Linked DNA regions of Homo sapiens: region 1 is linked to region 2. Evidence: chromatin loops called from intact Hi-C (ENCODE). Cell type or tissue: PC-3. All regions are shown on one strand. Links, peaks and the distances in the headings refer to the core of each region. The heading gives the core; the rest is flanking DNA. Region 1 overlaps CTNNA3 (catenin alpha 3). Region 2 overlaps CTNNA3 (catenin alpha 3).

Region 1 (10,266 bases), core at 1,246-9,245, 890 kb after region 2:
TGACACTTGCTGGAAATTTCTGGATTTTGTTTGAGATTAAGAATTATTCTTCCTATTCATAGATTGCTAAGGTTTTGAGTTTGTTTTTTAGTGTAGTTTTGCTTTGCTTTAATCAGAATAGGCATAAACCTGTCATCAATGCTTTTTAAAAATCTATTGATATCCAGTTCAAAAAGGAATTTCAGTATTAGATCTCTCAGTCATGAGTCATTTGTTCATTCTGGGAATAAACAACATTGTCTTGCTTTATTATTATTTTTTATTACACAGTTGAATTAAATTGGCTAATATTTCATCTACAAATTCATGTTTAAATTAATAGGAACGTTGCCTGATAGCTCTTCTCCTTTGTCTAATTTCTGTCTAATTTTGTTATCAGTTACATAAGCAGTAAAACAAAATTATTGAAATGGAAAGAGGTCTAGAAATGAAGTCAATCTGTTCCTCATCTTATAGATGGATGACCAAAGACAGAGAGGTAAAGCAAAACTAATATCAGAGACCGGATTGTGTGATTGAGGATTCATAAAATTTGGGAAGCAGCTTGAGATGCAAAGTTCAAGAGAATATGAATTTCCTAAGTAATAATTTGTCTCCATGTAACACTCTTACTACAGTCATCTCTATGAAGTTCACCTACCTCTATCTTCTTGTAGTATTTGGAGACAGAGTTTTAGTTTTTGATCCTTTCACGTGTCCCTTTAAATAGATTGTGCTTGTTGGGATTCACTTTCATTGATTTTGACTTCTATCATTTCCCTGACAGTTCCCAGCCCACATAATAGGTGCATAATCAATATTTGTTAGTTGATGAAATTGTTTCCCTGCAATTTGCTATGTGCTTTTACAGCACAGTTATATTAGTTAAATATTCTACAGAACCCATAATTCATAATCATTTCTTATTACTACCAAGGGAAGCAGAGCAGCGCTGCTTCACTAGGAGAAAGAGAAGGGCTGACTTGTTAGCCAGAGGTCATTCGGTGCCAACATGGGGAGATCAGAGCTCTTTCTGCAATTATCAGAAGCAGAGCATATATTACATTCTGAAATAGACAATGAAGCTCTTGGATTTGTCTATGGAAGTTACTGTGCCTCTTTCCATCTGCCACACTTGCCAACATTTGGCATCCAGCTTGGGCCCTTTAAGAGTTACTTTACTTGATTAAAAATAAATAAATTAAAAGCTAAATTGGGACCTATTCAGTAGTTCCATATTTGATATCTTAAGTGAAGGTAAAACTTGAAAGAAGCTGCCCCCCAAGCCTTGTTAAGGATGATGGCCAGACTAGAAGAAAAACAAGTACTTTTCTTGAAAGTCCAGTTGTCTAAGCCTTTGTAGAATATTGAAAATGAATTTCAAAGGAAAAATTTCATTCCTCTTTATTTCTTGTCCTGAATTTCTGCTGCTGACTCCTCCCTTAAAACCCATTTTTCTTCTATTTGTCATCTCATGTTCATCAAGAAGATGATACATTCTCAAGCATACTGATTCAGGCATTCATGCATTCATTCACTCCCCAAAGAACTATTTATAGACTGTCTACTGTGTGTCAGGTACTGGCACTGTAGGCTGAATGATGAGCAAATACAGGGGTGGTCCCTGCTTTTATAAATCTGGGGAAATGTATGCTAATCAAATAATCTTCCCAGTGAACATATAATTATAAACTGAGAATCATGCTCTGAAGGAAAAATCTGACTTAGGTGGGCAGAAGTTTCAGGTATTCTGTGTGGAGGTGGAGGACAGTGTTGGTGAAAAACTTTCCAAGGAATTACTTTTGAGCAGAGATCTGATGGATAGCAGTTAAGCAAGTATAAGTGGTGTGAAGGTGGCTGTGAAAAGGGAGGAAGAGAGCATTCCAGCCAACAGAGAACAGTATGTACAGATGTTTTCTGGCAGAAGCAAGCATTGATACATAAAAGTACATTGATATAGCTGAAGCAAAGAGAGAACAAGAACTACACATGATGACTCTCAGGCCAGACTGCAAGACGTAGTAGGGATGGGGGTATGATGTGGGGATGGAAAGGTGATGATGGGGGAACCAAATTTGCATCTGAAAAAATTTGTTGGCTGCAATGTGAACATATTGTAGAGAAAGAACATTTGCTGACAACAAAAGCTAAAACTGGAAACAAGAATAAAATAAATAAAACTGATCAAAATCTTAACTAGGGTAGAGGACAGCAAAAATATAGGTTGGTGCAAAAGTAATTGCAGTTTCTGCCATTGCAAAAACCACAATCACTTTTGCACCAACCTAATACATGATTTGAGATATTACTGAGAGGTAAAATGTTTTAAAATGGATAGATGGGAGAATGAGAGAGTGAGTATTATCCAGGCGACCTGTAGCTCTCTGCCTTGAGTCATAAGACTCATGGGGTTACTTTACCTCATACACAGTCCTCTGTTCATGTCAGACTAGTTTAACCATCATCATTTGACTTGAACACTCTAGGAATGATTAGCATGGTTGTCTCTGTGGCTGAACTGGATATTTTCAGGGATAACTTACTTGACCTCTCAGCAGTTGATATATGATATCATCCTCTTGAAACCTTTTCTTCTCCTGGTCTCCATGACATCACAGTATTGTGGGCAACCTTTCTTATCTCTGGCCACTTTTTCTAAGTCTCATTGAAGGAGTAACCTCATGTTTCTGCCTAATAAATATTAATATCTTATATACCTCCAAGAACTTTTTCTCCTCACATAATCATATCTAATTACCATCAATAAACTAGTAACTTCTTAATTAATATCTCTACTGTAGACCCCCTCTTAACTACACATCTAACTATATGTAGTTTATGTCTTCTTATGTATCTCAGTGGCAACTCAAACTCAAAGTATCTGATTCAACTCTTGCTATCTCCTACCAACCTGAAGAACTTCTAGTGTTCCATCTATCAGTGATTTGGCTAGTGACTTTGTAGTTTTGCTACTTACTACTGTGTCCAAGGGGCATAGACACCATTTTTCCTTCTTCATGCTTCTTCACAAGCTTTTATGAACTGCCATTTATTTCTAAATTCAGAAAGAAGCCCAAGTCTCCTTTGCCAATACAAGTTAAAAATAAATAACACATTTCAGCTAGATTATTTCCACACCCATATTCAAAGTTTTTCTCTGTTTATTTGTATCTTTGCTACAGATTTGTCTAATCTTGATGTTTCCAATGAATATACACAGTCAGACTGAAATCCACTCGGGGCAGTTAAGTTTAATAACCTAAGGACTTTCTTTTCTCAGGTGTTTCCCCCCATAACCTAAAGCAATAATTCTTACCTTTATATTCATACGGTACAGAATTAGGATCATTTTTATTAGGAAGGAGTGGAAGAAAGGACACAGCTTCCAACGAACAAATTAAGTTGTACACAGGACTTTAAAAAATAGAATTCACCAAATGTGTTAATTTCAGACACAATAGACAATAATTTATATTAACAATGATTCAGTTCCAGATAGAGATAAATTATTATTTTTATTTATTTACATAGATGAAATGCTATTTTCGGGGTATTTAACTTGATGGGAAAATATTTTTAAAAGAATATATCATCGTCTTTACCCTCAAGCAGCTCACCATCTGATAGATACATAAATGAGTTTAGAGAGAAGGAGAATTCGCTATAATGCGAGAGTGTGGGAAGATAAAGATATGGATCCTGGGCATCTGAAAAGAGTTTGTGGAAGAGACAATATTTGATCCAGGCCTTGAAGTATAGGTATGATTTTCAAAGAGTATGTGAGGGGTGGTTTTCAAACAGAATGAGCAGCTTGCTGAAAGATAAACTCAAAAATGATAAATTATTTTCTTCAAGAATTAGATGTTCTCTTGTACCTGATATGTAACATGTTCTAATAGACATTGAAGAATTAGATCGTCAAAGGAAGACACTTATCTGTATGTGCAGGAACTGATATGACTGTCTCCTTCCTTACATTTGTTCCTAACACTAGGACATGCAGGCTGACTAAACCCAGAGGCAGGCATTTAATGAGAAGTTGCCTTTCACAGAAATAATTATGGTTATACATTACCAGCTTTCAACTTTGTTGAAAGTATCCATCTGAGATTAGTACATTCTTAGGGTATAAGTTTCTGGCTCAGTACTTACTAAGAATCGTGGTTCTCTGGTTGTATGCAAAGGAAAATAAATTTGGCTTACTTAAAAAGAAATAAAGACTTTATGGAAGACATAAGGTAATGCACATAAATCAGAATGAAAGAAGGCTAAGATTCGACAGAACAAAGAGTGATTCAGGGCTGTAGGTGGCACTAGTAAGTAAGGGATATGCCCAGGCTAGACCTAGGGGAGGACCAGGATCCTTGATTGACAGTCGTACCAAGACTTTACACCACTAGGTTAGAAAAAGAACTGTTCTCCGAGGGAAATCAGTGTTATTACCAAAGGGAGGAATGGATTTTGGATGGAAGGCCAGAATATCCCCTATACTTGATTTTCTTATTTTAATTTTTAGCCTTTTCTCTATTTCTCAAGTAGAAGTTTAAGTCATTATTTCTTGCCTCTAATGTGTGAAGCTTTCTATTAAACTTCCTACGCTAACCCACACATGTTCAGGTCATTCTTTTTTAGACTTTCACCTCAGTACATTTATCTTCGGGAAAGACTGTCTATTCAAACACATGAAAATTAACCAAAATCCTAGTATGTATCTGTGTGTTGTCATGTGTGTATTGTTGTTGTTGTTGTTGTTGTTGTTGTGTGTGTGTATGTGTTGGAGATGGGGGAGGTGGTATATCAGAATCACCTGGGAGAACTTTTAAAAAATCTAATTATACAGTCCTTACACCTCTGTCTTCCATGCGTATACACACTTAATGTATCAGAATATCTTGACAGAAGGGAATTGGACTTTTCTTTTTAATAGCTATTTACTGGTGATTCTATTACTCTTACCATCTCTCTTATCCCACAAGTTGAGGACTATTGATTTGGATTTTTTGTAGGCCCCATTTTATTTCCATTATTGAATATATTTGCCATTCTGTATTCTAGAACAAGTAGGAGAAATTTGTTGAGAGAAATATTTCATCTCCTTATAAAGAAGAACTTCATAACTTGTGTAACTTTGTAACTTTGGGCTGTCCTGCAATGGGACTAGACTGCCCTGGAAGACAATAAATTATCTGCCTCTGGAAGTATTTACACAAGAGTTGCATGACCAATTGCCAGATGGGAAAATGCATGAAAATGAGACAGTGACCTTTCTCCCCCATTGAGAGCTAGGAGACGTGGTGACATGATATTACAATTAACTATATGAACAATATATAAACAATGAATGTGTGACAATGAAAATCTCAGCAAACATCAAGGTTTGCTTCGTGTTCTGGAGAGATCATATTACAGGTAAATACCTGTGTGGGAACTTCTTGGTGACAGACTGAATGATATGTGATAAGCAGCTGTCCAAATAGTGTACTCATTCCTAACAATGATTTCATTTCAGTTTTCTAAGATGACTGAGAACACTACCAGTGCCCCTGAGATTTCAGATAAAACTTAATACTAGAACGTTAAAACATACCATGCTCTGATATTCAATTTATTTAAAATAGAATATCTTTACCAGATTAGAACAAAGTAATGATGAAAAGCAGACTTAACCTATAGTATGGTAGATCTTTTTTAAAGGGTCATTGAAAAAATTTTCCATCTCAAAATATCTGTTTCATTGCCGTCCCTGGCTCTACCACTGGTGACTCATCCTTTTGTTTCAAGCCTGATCATCCTCCTGACCTTGATAGAGAGTGAGGGACAGAACTAGCCTAGGTGTCAGGATTCTACAAGGCCAGGCTCCACAACAGGGAATTTCTCACCTGAAACCATGGGTTAGGGAGTGAAGGATACTATGTTCTCTGCTGAGTGAAAGAAAAGACTCAAAGTCCAGCAAATGGAAATCATGACAGAAACATACTAACTAGTATACAGAACTGGAACTAGGGGTCAGTGCCATGGCACATGGCTGTAATCCTAGCACTTTGGGAGACTGAGGCAGATGGATTGCTTGAGGTCAGGAGGTCAAAACCAGCTTAGCCAACATGGCGAAACCCCGTCTCTACAAAAAATACAAAAATTAGCCAGGTGTGGTGGTGCGCACCTGTAGTCCCAGCTACTTGAGGGGCTGTGGTGGGAGGATCATTTGAGCCCAGGAGGTGGAGGTTGCAGTGAGCCTAGATCGAGCCACTGCACTCCAGCCTGGGCGACCTAGTGAGACTTGGTCTCTAAATAAATAAGTAAATAAAATGAACTTGAACTAGGAACCAGAAGGAAGGGAACAAACATTAACATGATTGTTCAGCTGAGGAATTGTCTGGCTAGGCATTCTCATCTACAATGTTTTTTAGAGCCCAAATAGGGCAATAAGGTCAGCCATGTTTAAAGGGCCTAGAATATACCATACATTTTAGAGGGCAGAAGGAATGGTGGGAAGGAAAGAGCTGCAAGAGAGGGATGCTAATAAAAAACTTCACTCTCCTCTCATAACAAGACACATATCCCTGTTTGAAGACTTCTTGTTTGTTTTTAAATTATTACAATATTGGTAATTATTTTAAGGATGTAATTTAATCTTTCATAAAAATGAAAGAACATTTTGTCCCAGGTTTTTCTTTTCAATAAATGTGTAAATTTAAATAACTACCTTTTGTCCCATTTATTTAAGATAATTTAGATTCTGCTTTTTGTAGACTTGGTTAAGGATGTAGCAAAATACCAATAAAAAGTCTGGTCAATCATTTCAATGCCAGAATGCTTTTCAAGACTTTCTTCAGGGTAGCAAAAAGGACATACACATATTGCTAGTTAATAGTCGCCCTGCCATTGGTTGGTTTGAGTATGTTTCATCCCCCTGCTTAATTTTGTTTTCTTATTTATACAATATAAGATTAGAGAGTGGGGTTAAATGTCACAAAATGGTGACCTGTGAACTAAAGTAAGCCAACAGACTGTTAGTTTGGCTAAGACATTGAGTTTTTCCTTTCATTTCTCTCGTTTTAATGAATGCCTTTCAGTAGGGCATACATAATCATTTTGTCTGGGGACCCACAACCCCAGCCTACTACTGAGTTCAATCTAGACTCAATGTTTGTATCCCATCCCCTGCATGGCTCTTGAAAGCATTTGAGTTTGTGGCTCTTGGGTCAGACATATTGTTAAATTTCTTTAGGCTCCTAAGGCTTTAATTCTACAAAACCTCTGAGAGTATGAAATTTCTTTTTTTCTTTTCTTTTTCTTTCCATTAGTTGAGAGATAGATTAAATGGAAGGCAATTCATACATGGTGAGGGCCACCAGGCTTCAGACTCTCCCCATACATTATCTCGTTTAATTCTCAAAGCATCCCAGTGAGGTCATCATTATCATACTCATTTTATAGGTGACAAAACAAGATCAAATAATTTAATATCTTGCTCATAATCAGAAGCTTATTAACTGTAGGAACTGGGTTCAAACCCAAATCTGTTTGTCTCCAAAAACTCCCGATATCCTTGTTTCCCTCAGTGAGCAGAAACATTCTACAGAGATCTTATGAATACCAACAAAGCTTTGCCCACATTTTGCGCAGATACACAAAGGATATCAAATGTCCAAATATCTAAAACTATTTTTACAGAACATCTTATTTGCAGGCTGTATTCTTTGACCAGCAGGGAATTACATTTCTACTGTTCTTGGGAACATACTTGACTAAAGAGCCATGCAGAATTTAGGAAGAATCATCATTAGAAGAAATTTGGCTTTATTCACACACTGATGTAACATTAGAAAATATGTCATAAAATCATTCAAATTTGAAATGTAAAGATATTTTATTTCTAACACTTTTCTGTTTTGTCACAGATATTACTTATCTTAAAATTCGACCTTGTTTGTACACAATAGCACTAAAACTGCACATGACTTGAAATATACTCTATTACCTAGTAACTTTGACAGAACAGTTCTGGTAAGGAGAAGTTCAAGTATGTGCAGGCATAGAATACATGAAGACAAAAAGAGTGTTAGTATGATGACTGAGCAGAAAACTTTGAGTAGAAAACACAACTTTCAGTTGTGTTGTATTTTCATTAGAGGGTTGTATAAAATTAATTCTGCTAATATAAACACACACTGTGTTTAACATAATTTCTATACTATGTCAGTCACTTAATTGGCTTTTAATAAGCCTCGGTGGCCAGCAAATATCCAGAAGAAGAATGTATACTTTCAAAAGGAAAAAGAAGAAAATGAGGATACAGTAAATATAAGTAAGTAAAATAAAAAAGTATCTACATAGGGCCAGTTTTTTATAATTTCTAAGCTTTGGGTTAACCAGCATTCTTCTAATTTGACCACATTGAGCCAATGATTTTTATTTTTATTTTTATTTTTTTACTTTAAACAAACAGTGCTCAATTTTACAGGTCAGTATTTTTTGCAAATGCAGTGTGAATTAATATAATACAAATTAAAGCAATTAGACTGTCAAGTTTCACTTTTAGTGATTGGGGTTTGGGGAGTGGAAAGGGGCACAGAAACTGTTGCCCTTTTCAAACAACTCACAAATGTGCTAATTATGTGTCAGAAATTATGAAAGTTGAGGCATTGTGACCTTCAAGCCAACAAAAGACCTTTTCAAGTAAGCCATCCCCATGTACATTAATAAAGTGAGCAATGCCCTTCCACAGTTAAATAATGTATGGCTGTTATTTCATTATATGTGAATGAAAACCGAGGAGTTATTTCACTATTGGCATATTAAAAGAAATGTTATAAAAAAGCAAAGACTGTAAATCCATTTAAATAACATTTTGTGGTACTTTTAAAATAGTGATCCAAAGTCATATGTTGTTTATTTCCACTGCATGTGGCTAATGCGTAGTTTCTCCGCAACTGGATGTATTTTAGATCTTAGCAGGAAAAACTGCAATGCGTTAAAGTATAAAACAACTGACAGAGATATTTTAAAAGTTAGAAAAATTACTGTTAGATAAAGTAAATCCTTGCAATGATAAAGACAATGAGATATTTTGTAGATCAGAGAAAACATTGCCTCTGTCCATAAGCCTTACTGTGTTAGTAAGAAGAATCTTGAACAAGAGTGGGGTGCAGAGGAAGGGAAAATAACCTCTCACTCTTCATCATGGCTCTTTCATGGTCTGAAGAAAGTATTTGTAAACCTTGGATTTAGGTCATGGACATAATGGTAATTAAAACAGCACTCATTTTGTTGGAAGAAAATGTAAATTTCAAAAGCAATAATATAAGAGAAATTTGGGTGTCACTAATGCTTGAATCAAATGCACTGCAGGAATGTCAAACAGTGCCCATGAAGTTGTAGTGGAAAATCAAGAGCAGGAAGAAGTTAATTATCTTGTATTTGTTCAGCTTTGTAGTATATTTGATGCAAACAAAATGTATAAAGATACAGTCATACTTAATGCAACTTAAATATGAGTAATAGACCTCTGGGAAATAATAAACCAATTACAAATTTAAAATAAATCACAATCATATGAGATTCCAAAAACCTATTAGCATTCAATCCACAGATAAACTTTTGTTTTTCCAGTCTCACAATAGCTTCTTATTATGGGTTAGATGTTGATACCAAGAGACTGTATAGGGTTTACTGATTCTCTCACTAGTCTCTCCTCATTTTAAACAATTATCTAGGTCCTTTTATTGTTATTTGCTTTAATAGATTCTCTGAATTCTTTCATAAAATAGATACCAGTGATGATTTTGAGAATGTTATTTGTCATTGAGATTCTTGATGAATGTGTACATGTTCTTGTTCAGTATAAGTGTTGCTGCATTTCCTTGCTAATCTAAAATAATTTCCATTATTTTGGATTGTATTTAAGGTGGCAAATCTTGCTTGTTCCATGTCAACAAATGAAGATGGAATTAAAATTGTCAAAATTGCAGCCAATCATTTGGAAACCTTGTGTCCACAGGTATGACAACTAAGTTACTTTTTGTGTGTAAAATTATATATAATTCCTAATGCTTTTATGCATATGAAAATACACTATTTTTTTTTCTTTTTTTTTTTTTGAGACCAGGTCTCGCTCTGTTGCCCAGGCTGGAATGCAGTGGCGCAATCTCGACTGACTGCAACTTCTGCTTCCTGAGTAGCTGGGATTACAGGCATGCGCCACCATGCCTGGCTAATTTCTGTATTTTTAATAGAGATGGGGTTTCACCATGTTGGCCAGGCTGGTCTCGAACTCCTGACCTCAAG
Region 2 (10,009 bases), core at 2,010-10,009:
TCTGTCACCCAGGCTGGAGTGCAGTGGTGCGATCTCGGCTCACTGCAACGTCTGCCTCCTGGGCTCAAGCAATTCTCTTGCCTCAGCCTCACAAGTAACTGGGATTACAGGTGCATGCCACCACACCTGACTAATTTTTGTATTTTTAATAAAGATGGGATTTCACCATGTTGGCCAGGCTGGTCTCGAACTCCTGACCTCAATTGATCTGCCAGCCTCGGCCTCCCAAAGTGCTGAGATTACAGCGTGAGCCACTGTACCTGGCCAAACTTTTCATAAAGCATCAATGATTTCGTCATTTTTCCACCCAAGCCTCACCATAAATGTGATGTTTCTCACAGCGTCAAGCCCAGTGCTTTGCACAGTGATGCTGCTCTATAAACAATTATTGAATGACCCTTTTGTTCAGTCCTTATTCACTACTGAAAGGTGTCATGATCTTAATGACAATGGTCTTTTCAATTTTATGGAACTTTTAAGTTTATAAAGCAGTAACCTATAAAGCTAGATTGTAAAATCTGTTAGGGTAAGAGTTGTTTCTCTTTTGTTTTCCTCTGTTTCTTACATGTCTGGTATGTTGCTCATTGATAAATATTTGTTGAATGAATGTCTTTTATTTTTCCTCAACTGATTTCACAACAACTGAGTGAAGTAGGCAGGCAAAGACAATTTGTCCTGTGTTATAGATAACACAATCAAAATTGGAATAATAATGACTTGTCCAAAGTGATGCAGTTATTAAATGGCATAGCAAGGACTTGAACCTCAGACCTCAAGGCCAGTGTGCCTTCACCTACATAGAACTATTTCTAATTTAGATCTCAAGCCCAATTTTGCTCTATGTTCTTAACTTTTATAGTCATTCCTTACAGCAAAAAAAAAAAAAAAAAAATCATTTGAGATATGTATGTGAGCTTTAATTTTCTGCTTCAGTTGTAAACTTCTTTTTATTGAGTGGTATTATCATCTTGTAAGTTCATTTGGAAAATATGAAAGTCAATGGATTAAATTCAGAAACATTAAATAATTTCTTTCTCTGTAATACTTTATTTTTGATTGCTCTGTGGTTGCCATATTTAAGTAAGGTAGATTAGCTATTTCTTATGCTTAAAACAATTTCTTTTTACTCTAGGTATTAATATTTATAGAGCATCAATATATTATTTTTTTGACTATTCTTTCCTTCTGCTTTAGGCTCCAGAAACTTTTAGCATTGTTTTAAACAGATGATTTAGGGACACTAAGATCACACTTGGTGATATAATGCTTTCCATCAGGCACTTACTGTATACCCTTTTGTACACATAACGCTGCGGGTATGGGATTTCTTTTCATGTTACAGGTAGCACCCAGCACCTCGTATAAATGCATGAAATATTAAATAAGAAAACATGATGACTGTGGAGCTGGCTCTTGTTTTGGAGCAATGCTACTTGATGTTTTTAAATTATGGGAATTAGTAGGCTGCTGGAGCTCTAGAGTTATTTGAATCAATCGATCTGACTACAAAAGGAAGCCAGGGCGTTGGCAGTGAGGGAGAGGAAAACTTTATTTGCCAGAGCCTTGGCTGCATTTTTTTTTCCTGCTGTTTCAGCCTATTTCTTCGTGTCTTTCTCAAATTACTCCACAAATCTACATAATTTACATGAACTCATTGGATGCATAATTTGTATAGAACACTGGCTTAGATTTATTTATATATGTATTGTCAGGAAAAAGGAGAAAAAATGTATCTGGGAAAAGGGACTGCTGAGACAAAGTAGACATTTTCCTGTTGCCTTTTCTATGCTTCTCTTTCTTGCAAAATAATTTGTCAGCTATTTTAATGTGAGATGAGCAATTATAGTTTCTGCTGTTTTATTTGATGGATTACTATTATTATTTCTGAGCAGAAATAATTTGATGAGAAAACACACTCTGGGAGTGTTGACAGTGCTTACTTTTCCAGCAAGTGCTGGGCTTAGGGATATTGTTTTCCTCTACCCATTCTTATCTTGTATGTCCAAGGTTTGTTTTGGGTTTAGTCTAATTCACTGAGCTTTTTAAAGTTTGAGTTTGGTTTATAACGAGTTAAAAAAAAAAACACAGGATAAATTCAAGGTTCAACAAATTATTCTGGGGTTTTTGGCTCATTTTAAATTCCCACTCAAAACTATGAATAAGTAAAATCCAGCAGTATTAAAAATCTCTTCAATTAATTGTGCTTCCTTTCCCCAACTTGTCTCCAACTGGGAGATCATTTATTTGGAGAAATAATCAATATAAGAAAATTATCATGTACTGAACAAATATAGAAAATCTTGGAGGTTTGTTTCAATGATTAACCATTGTGGCCTATTAGAAAAATCTTCAAGCCAAGTGAATACTCTTTAAAACCTAGGCCTCAACCTAACTTTTATCTTCTGTACTTCAGCATCACTTGGAAAGTAAGATTATTGCTTTCACTCTTTAGTATCTTTAAGCGTACATGTGTGCAGGTGGGGATGGGGTGTGTTTAATAGGGAGCTAAGCCAGAGCTATACCACAGCTTTCATATGACCTCTCCTTGACAATTAATTATTGTTGTAAGCAAAAAAAACTGCTTAAATGAATGAAATTATCATGGTTTTACAGTATTTTGAACTCTTTATTATCAATAAATGGAGGATATAATTCCTGATAACAAAAGTTCAAGCTGAAATCTCCATATTATACAAAGTCCGACCTTTAGTTAAAACATTCTTGTGATCATGTATTGTTACTGGATTTTCTCCATTTCTCCTTTGGCCATGGGCATATTACCTGAAGTGTTGGTTTTCTGTGTTTCTTATTTTGAACACTCTTTTTTTTTTTTTTTTTTTTTTTTTGAGACAGAGTCTCGCTGTCGCCCAGGCTGGAGTGCAGTGGCGCAATCTCGGCTCATTGCAAGCTCCGCCTGCCGGGTTCACGCCATTCTCCTGCCTCAGCCTCCCGCGGGGACTACAGGCGCCCGCCACCTCTCCTGGCTAATTTTTTGTATTTTTAGTAGAGACGGGGTTTCACCGTGTTAGCCAGGATAGTCTCGATCTCCTGACCTCGTGATCCGCCCGCCTCGGCCTCCCAAAGTGCTGGGATTACAGGCGTGAGCCACCGCGCCCGGCTATTTTGAACACTCTTTACAAGTGTGTTTGCTCTAAAGTTCCCATTTGGAGTTGTATAATGTTTACAGAGATAAATATGAAGAAAAAATATTTTAAGAAGTAGAGCTAATATTTCTTAGGGAAGACAAAGTGCAGGGGCTAAAACATGCTTTAGAGTTAAATGGATTTGTCAGTAAAATAGCTTGTATTAATTAAATCATAGATAAAATTACTTAAATTTTTTAGAATCTTAGATAAGGTTTTATTTTGATTTGAACATAGTGAGAATGAACCAAGAAATGGGCAAGGCACAGAAATGATTATACAATATAATAAATATTTCATATAAAGGTCATTAAAATTATGTTGAAAGGAACTTGTTTATTGTTATAAGTGGGGGAAAATGAACTGATTTTGGCTGTGTTTAATATGTTGGGTAGAATTGGTTTCCACGTCAGACTCTTAAAAGACTTCCTGTCCTTTGGGGCCCAACTCAAATTGTCTTACGTCTTCTACGTGGTCTGAGTCCCTCCGTCAGTGTCAGTATCAGTGAGTTTTCCGAGTTTTCACCAATGTTACCTTTATCTCTCTTTTTTTGCACTCTCTTTACTACCTTGCCTTGTGTTAGAGTTAAGGATAGAGTAGAAAGAACATGAATGTTGTAATAAAAACCCAGTTCAATCAAACTTTCTGAAACCCAGTTTACTCAATTATAGAATGAGAAGAGAAATAGGAACTCCTGTGGTTCTTGTGAAGATTAAATTGGAAAGCATCAAGTACCTGGGGCTGAGTGGGCACTCAGTAAGTGTCAGTGTCCATCTCATTTCCGAATTTCATGTCTAGTTTCTCCAGTGGTATGAGTTCCTTCAGGGCAGGAAATGTCTTTTATATTCATAGTGCTTTGTGCATAGTAGGTTCTAAATGATTATTTGTTGAATTTAATTTACTGTCCTGTCATGGAAGCTTAGCACTGTTATTTCCCATTTCTTTTCCCTCTGTCACCTTGGATTGAGATAAACATGTTGCTTTCATGAAATTAGGGATTTAATTCAGTAGAATGCCATTTTAATATGACTTATTTCATAGAGTTTGATATAGTAAGGGTCAAATCATTTCCCTGGAAACTTAATTATATTCTATAAAATCTTATTAGCCTGTCTCATGGCATCATAGTCACAGTGGAGTTCTGGTGTGTTTAAGATGGTCAAGTCTCTATCTGTAGAAATCTGTCTAATGGCACAGAGTGAGAATATGGGAAATAAATGACATAAAGAGAGAGCAAATGCAAATGTCTTGCAAATTACATTACTTGACATTTTCAATCACTAACCCTCCAAAGTATGTTCTAATTTATGAAAATAAACCAAGAATCCAATTTCTTGTGAGCTTCCTTTGCTTAATTAATTATTAGTAGCAGACAGTATTCTGTGGTTCGTTGCAATTTTTCACCTTTGTATTTATCTAGTATCTGATTTAAAAAGAATAGGAGCATTCTGATTCAGCAGAACTGATCAGAACTCTCTTTCTGATCATAACTCATCTGCTCATAGCTCATCTGTGTTATAGAGCAGAAATGAATAAATGTTTGCTGAACATGCCACATATGCTTTGATCATCAAAATGTTAAGTTTTCCTTCCTTCTCAAAATACAAGCTCTGAGAGATCTTTCTTGCTGAAGTTTGTTGGGTGACCTATTCTGCATAGATATTATTATAGAGGCAAGCCAGATTCCATGCCATTATAGCAAAATATCGTGTAAGCAACTACATTTTCATAAATTTGTTTGTTTCCATGATTGAAATGTGAGCACTCTTTAATGCTTCCTCATTATGATTTAAAATTATACATTCACAGTGCTTTCTAAAAAATTTTAAAGCAGAAGTATATCCTAAAAGATGAACTTTCTTTTTTATTTTTTTTAAATGAAGTATGCTCTTTTGTTAGAATGAGGACTGAACAGGCTTCTCATGCATGCAGTAATGTTGGTTATACTTAGAATATGGTTTATAACTCTTTCTGTGTCCCTAATTATTTCATTGAAAGATAATTAGCTAGCATTTGTTATCACTGTATTATGAATGGGAGAAACTGAGGCTCATTATCGACTCTTCGTGTTAGCAAGTTGAGAATTTGAGAAAAATCTGCTGCTATCCTAATGATCTACTTTTGTTTTCAATTTCAGTTTCAAAGGACATTTGAGTCTCTCAAAAATGTTGCCAACAAATCTGACCTCCAGAAAACCTACCAGAAGCTTGGGAAGGAGCTGGAAAATTTGGATTATTTAGCCTTCAAACGTCAGCAGGTAGGAGTCAGAGCTCTCCTTGGTGGAGGAGATGAACACTTTAGGCTTCCTGCCATCCTGCCTGTCAGAGGTGCAGGTGGGTCTGAGGAAACTTATCTTCTAATGGTTAGAGCAGATACAGGTTGTGCTGTGCTGATCTGCTGTGTTCATATGGCTTCCCACAGTGTTCAATGTGGTCCTTGCTTTTAGATGTGTACTTTAGGGGTTTCCACATGTGTCCTTATACCTCTCTTAAAGAAAATTCCTGCTGGTTTGTGAAAATCCAACTACCCTTTGACTAGGGACGCTTCAGAGGCATAAAGGGAGTCTCTATAATGGCTTGGCCAGTTGGCTTTTATATTTGACCTGGGGAGAAAAATCACCTGAAGACCAGGATAAGGTTGTGGGTGTACATGCAACATTAAGGAAAATAGTCATAAATATGCCAAAATATGAATTGATCTTTAGTTTTCTTTGATCTTTGAAGATGAGTAATTTGCTAAGTGTGGAAGATTGAAGGAAGATTTACTTTTCAAATACAAGGTTTTTAATTGCCTCCTTTTGTAGGCCCCTAGATAAATAGAGAGCTGAAATAAACTTTTATAGGGTTTGTTTTAGAACTGGTACTTTATAACCTAATATTCATCATGATTAAATGCTGTGTGTTTTGGAGACACTGCCACAGTAGCTCACTACTCTTCCTAGGCTGAATCTGCTCCAGTTTCTTCACAGCCACTAGGTGTCAGCGTTGTCAAGCTTTTACTTCCACCAAAGGTTTATTCCGATCAGAACAGCCAGTTAAATGTTTAAATGAGGTTGCATGAAATTCGGTAATGTGCTCCATGATGGATAGAGTCTAGAAAAATGACTAAATGTCTGACTTGCATGGCCAGGCCTCGAGTCGATCACTTGAGAGACTTTCCTCTTAGAGTAGCAAAGGGTGTGGCATTCTCACCATTGCCTAATTCACAAGTTTTGGATCCTTTTGGATGAAGGTTTTCAAAGCAGAATTTTCTATTTTTAGTTAAATCTCATTAAGTCAACATGATATGGTCTAGAATTACTGGGCCAAAAAGAGAATTGTGTTCTAGGTATTGCTCTATCACAGATGTTACATGGACATTTAACCTTTCTATGGCCTTATTTTCCTAGGGGTTATATTTGTTTTATAGAATGTTCCAGGGCAAATACATTCTTTTTGCAGACACATTAATTTACATGAAAAAGGATACAATGTCCATTTAAGTTTTGTTTTTTTAAAAAAATTAATGATGATCTAGGTATTAGCACTTGATGGTTACTGAGTGCTACTATAACAAACCCCCAGAGGATGCTGCTTAGCGTTCACACCAGAGTCACTCCTCCGGCCTATGCAATTTTTAGTACAGTTTTGTTTCCAAAACCATATTTTACCATGGAGGGGTATTTGAGCTGGCAGGCAGTAGTCACTGTACTCTTCTGTTATCGTTTCTCATTAACACATTTTCAGTGATTGGATTCTTTTATTAGCTAATTGTGAATTTGGAAGAATGTAAATGCCTCAGGGGCAGAAGGGTAGAACTCTGGGAGAATGGCATTGAGGATAGATGGGTAAATTATATGTGCATAAAGAAAAGATGAGCACATGGAGTGTATACATATATGCCTATATAAATCATCTATACTATTTATTAAATGAAAAGCATATGGCACATGGTATGATTTAAACATTTATGAATTGAATCTTTAAATGCTTATAACAATACAGTGAGGTGGCTTTTGTTAGCACCATTTTACAGATGAGAAAATTGTTAAGGAAGTTAAGTAACATGCCTAAGGTCATGGAGCTAATAAGGCGTGAAACTGGGCTTCAAATCTAAATCAAGTCTGACTTCAAACCTGGAGTGTTATGTCTTCTTGATGGGCAGGGTCAAAGGGTCAGAACATCAGCTCTTCTCTAGCTTGATGGGATTTATCTTTTATCTCGCATTCTATTCCTTTAAAGCTCCAAAACCTGATGAAGCACACGCCAGAAAGTGTTTTTCTTCTAATGGAAAAGATTCAGGCCTCTGTAAAATTGCCAGTTTAGCAAGAAAGTTTCCTCTTTATAAGGTGGTATTCTTTGTATTAGAGAATTAGTCATGGTTTGTTCCCTGGTCCAACCATATTTATCATTCCGCACTGGGACAGAACATAAGCTCCAAAAGGACAGGGCCTCGTCTGTCACCTTTAATGCTGTATCCTCTCCAGTGCTCCTAACAGTATCTGACTCATGGCAAATCCTCAGTAAATATTATTGGTGGTGTTGTTGCTATGAACAAAGAACCATGCCAAAAGGTTTGACCTCAGATTATAGGCAATTAAAATCAATGTGTTTTGCTACACATTTAAAATTCAAAAGAGCATAAGCCTTTGGTTTCCTGGATACCAAGGGCTGAGAGATTTTCCCTTGCCCCTATGTATTATTGAGGTTTTCTCCTAACATATTTTATTCTTCTATCCATTTTTTAAAACAAACAGAAAATGCCAGTGTTAACTCTGAATTATGGATGTCCAATGAATTGACTATAATTATTTTATTGGAGTCATCCATTAGGTTTTATTTTCTGTCCCCTTCTATGATATTTTTAACATCATCTTTGAGAGATTTCTTTCTCGGCACAAGATAAGACTACTGGAGTTCTTTGCTCCATTCTCTCACTTCTGTTTTTCTGAGGTTACTGTGCTTTCTTTCCTAGGTCTGAACTTAGTATTTATTTATTTAAAAGAGTGAGTGCCTGCACATCAGCTATTCCTTGGGTCAGGGCACAACATCTCTACATTTTCCTACTTTCAAAAAGACTAATGTTGAAATAGCTTTGATTGGAAAAGGTGTGAGAGGAGGCTGTGATAGGTGAGGTGGTGGGTTTACTGGGATGAATCAGCCTAAAGTAAACGGATGACAAAGCAGGATTAACCGGAGAATTTGGACACTCTTTTGGTTCTTACTATCGAAAGGCAGGTACAGTCTTGGAGTTTATCTGCTTGGACTACTTGGTTTTCATCCTTCTAGTTGGTGTGACATAGGAATGGTAATAACAAGTTCCAGCTATTATATCGATCTCAGATTTATGTATTAATTTGAGTGCTTATAAATCAAGAGGTTTCCTTAGAGCTTTCGTTTTGTGAAGTAAAACAAAATAAGGTTTGATAATGTGGACTCTAATGTAATTCATTCCTCTCTTTATCTACCCTTAAAACTTATAATAACATTATAAAACACATCCATTTCCAGAGGCTTCTGAAGTCTTTTGATATAAATTAAAGTTGACATTATTGAGTTGAACATTATATAGACTAAAGCACATTTAGACATTGATATAAAAATATGTAAAATTAAATTATTGTACTTCAGACCTGCATGCATGTTGGAACACATCACGTATCTGATTCTTGTCTCTCTGATCACGGCATACTATTCTTGCCTTCTGACCTGTGCACAAGGTTTATATAACTTCGTATTTAGAATGTACAGCCCGTTTCATTTTACATACTTAAATCATTCTTTAAAGTCAAACTGAAGTCTAGCCTCCCTCATAACACCTCCTCCTGTGACCTCTAGTCAATATAACTCTTCACTCTTTGCCATTCTTAGCTTTTATTTGTGTCATACAATTTAGCATTTGATTGATGATATACTCATTGAGAATCCATGTAGTACAGTGATTAGAGTGTGAGCTTTGTAGTTACCCAAACCTGGTTAGACTGTTTGTACTGGATACCTGAGTTTCTTTTTAAAAAGCATCGGAAAAATAACCCTAACTTAAATAGCTTGCTTTGAGGAAACAATATATCAAGTATAAAGTAAGTCCTATGAAATATGTATAAAGGACTTAACATTGCACCTGACATGTGTTTAGTATAATTGGTAGCTATTATATGTTTTCTGTTATTCTCATAAGCCATTTTCTTAAATAGGTTGTAAGTTCCATAAGGATATGGATATGTTCTTTATTTTGTATACTTCTGTGCTGTACATAGGGTCCAGCACTGTTCTGAACATATGGGATAGAATGTTTTTGGACATACATAGTCTAGCAGTTGGTGATCTATGTAACAAAAAGAACATGCTGACACCTCTCAAGAAGGGAGCTGCAACATTTTGTTCTAATATGTTTCTAAGGTGATATCTCTTGATGGGCAGTTAAAGTACTGAGGACTTGTACTATGACAATCTCTTGGGGGAAGTAGGTTCAGTGTTCTGGCTAACGTCCAATTCAGGTTAATAATACATTCTATATATCCAAGCTTCCCTTATGCTTCAGGTATTGTTCAGCACATGGTACTTTTTTAGTGACGATGCTCAGGAGTGAACAACTGCTTTTTTTTTCTTTTACTAAACTGGGTGTGTGACCCCTTTTAGGTAATTCCAAAGCCAGAAGGGTACATAATACCTTGTAGGATAAAAATTGAATTTAAAACAAACTTTTATTAAACAGAAGAAAAATAAAAATAAGTTAGATAAAATTTATTTGATAAAAATGACTGCGGGTTAATATTTTTCAATTGAAAAATAAAATTCTACTTGTTATCTCTTATCTTTTTCATGATAGCCATCCTAACAGGTGTGCAAGACAAGAGATAACAGGAGTTAGTGATGATGTGAAGAAAA

What was found. Hi-C counts contacts between places; a loop is a spot of excess contacts. Peaks named below come from ENCODE experiments on the same cell type or tissue, not always from the same donor. Only the 100,000 strongest peaks of a DNase experiment are listed, where the experiment ranks them.
Region 1: a loop joins it to region 2, with 5 times the contacts of the local background. A loop is called at or near these places in 2 of 110 quality-filtered maps.

Annotation. Positions count from the first base shown.
Region 1 is chr10:66,621,405-66,631,670 of GRCh38, reverse strand. CTNNA3 (catenin alpha 3) reads left to right here. Exons shown (of 18, transcript NM_013266.4): 10 at 9,887-9,979. Among named protein-coding and RNA genes, the nearest start is that of LRRTM3, 300 kb to the left of the region's middle. In PC-3, for the core only: CTCF peaks have their summits at 4,053 and 4,283 (motif pointing right); DNase peaks (open chromatin) are centred at 1,500, 4,300, 5,310 and 5,740; H3K27ac peaks cover 1,596 bases.
Region 2 is chr10:67,517,233-67,527,241 of GRCh38, reverse strand. CTNNA3 (catenin alpha 3) reads left to right here. Exons shown (of 18, transcript NM_013266.4): 5 at 5,281-5,400. Among named protein-coding and RNA genes, the nearest start is that of MIR7151, 120 kb to the right of the region's middle. RefSeq lists an enhancer at 240-409. In PC-3, for the core only: a CTCF peak has its summit at 6,120 (motif pointing right); DNase peaks (open chromatin) are centred at 6,131 and 8,281; H3K27me3 peaks cover 1,395 bases.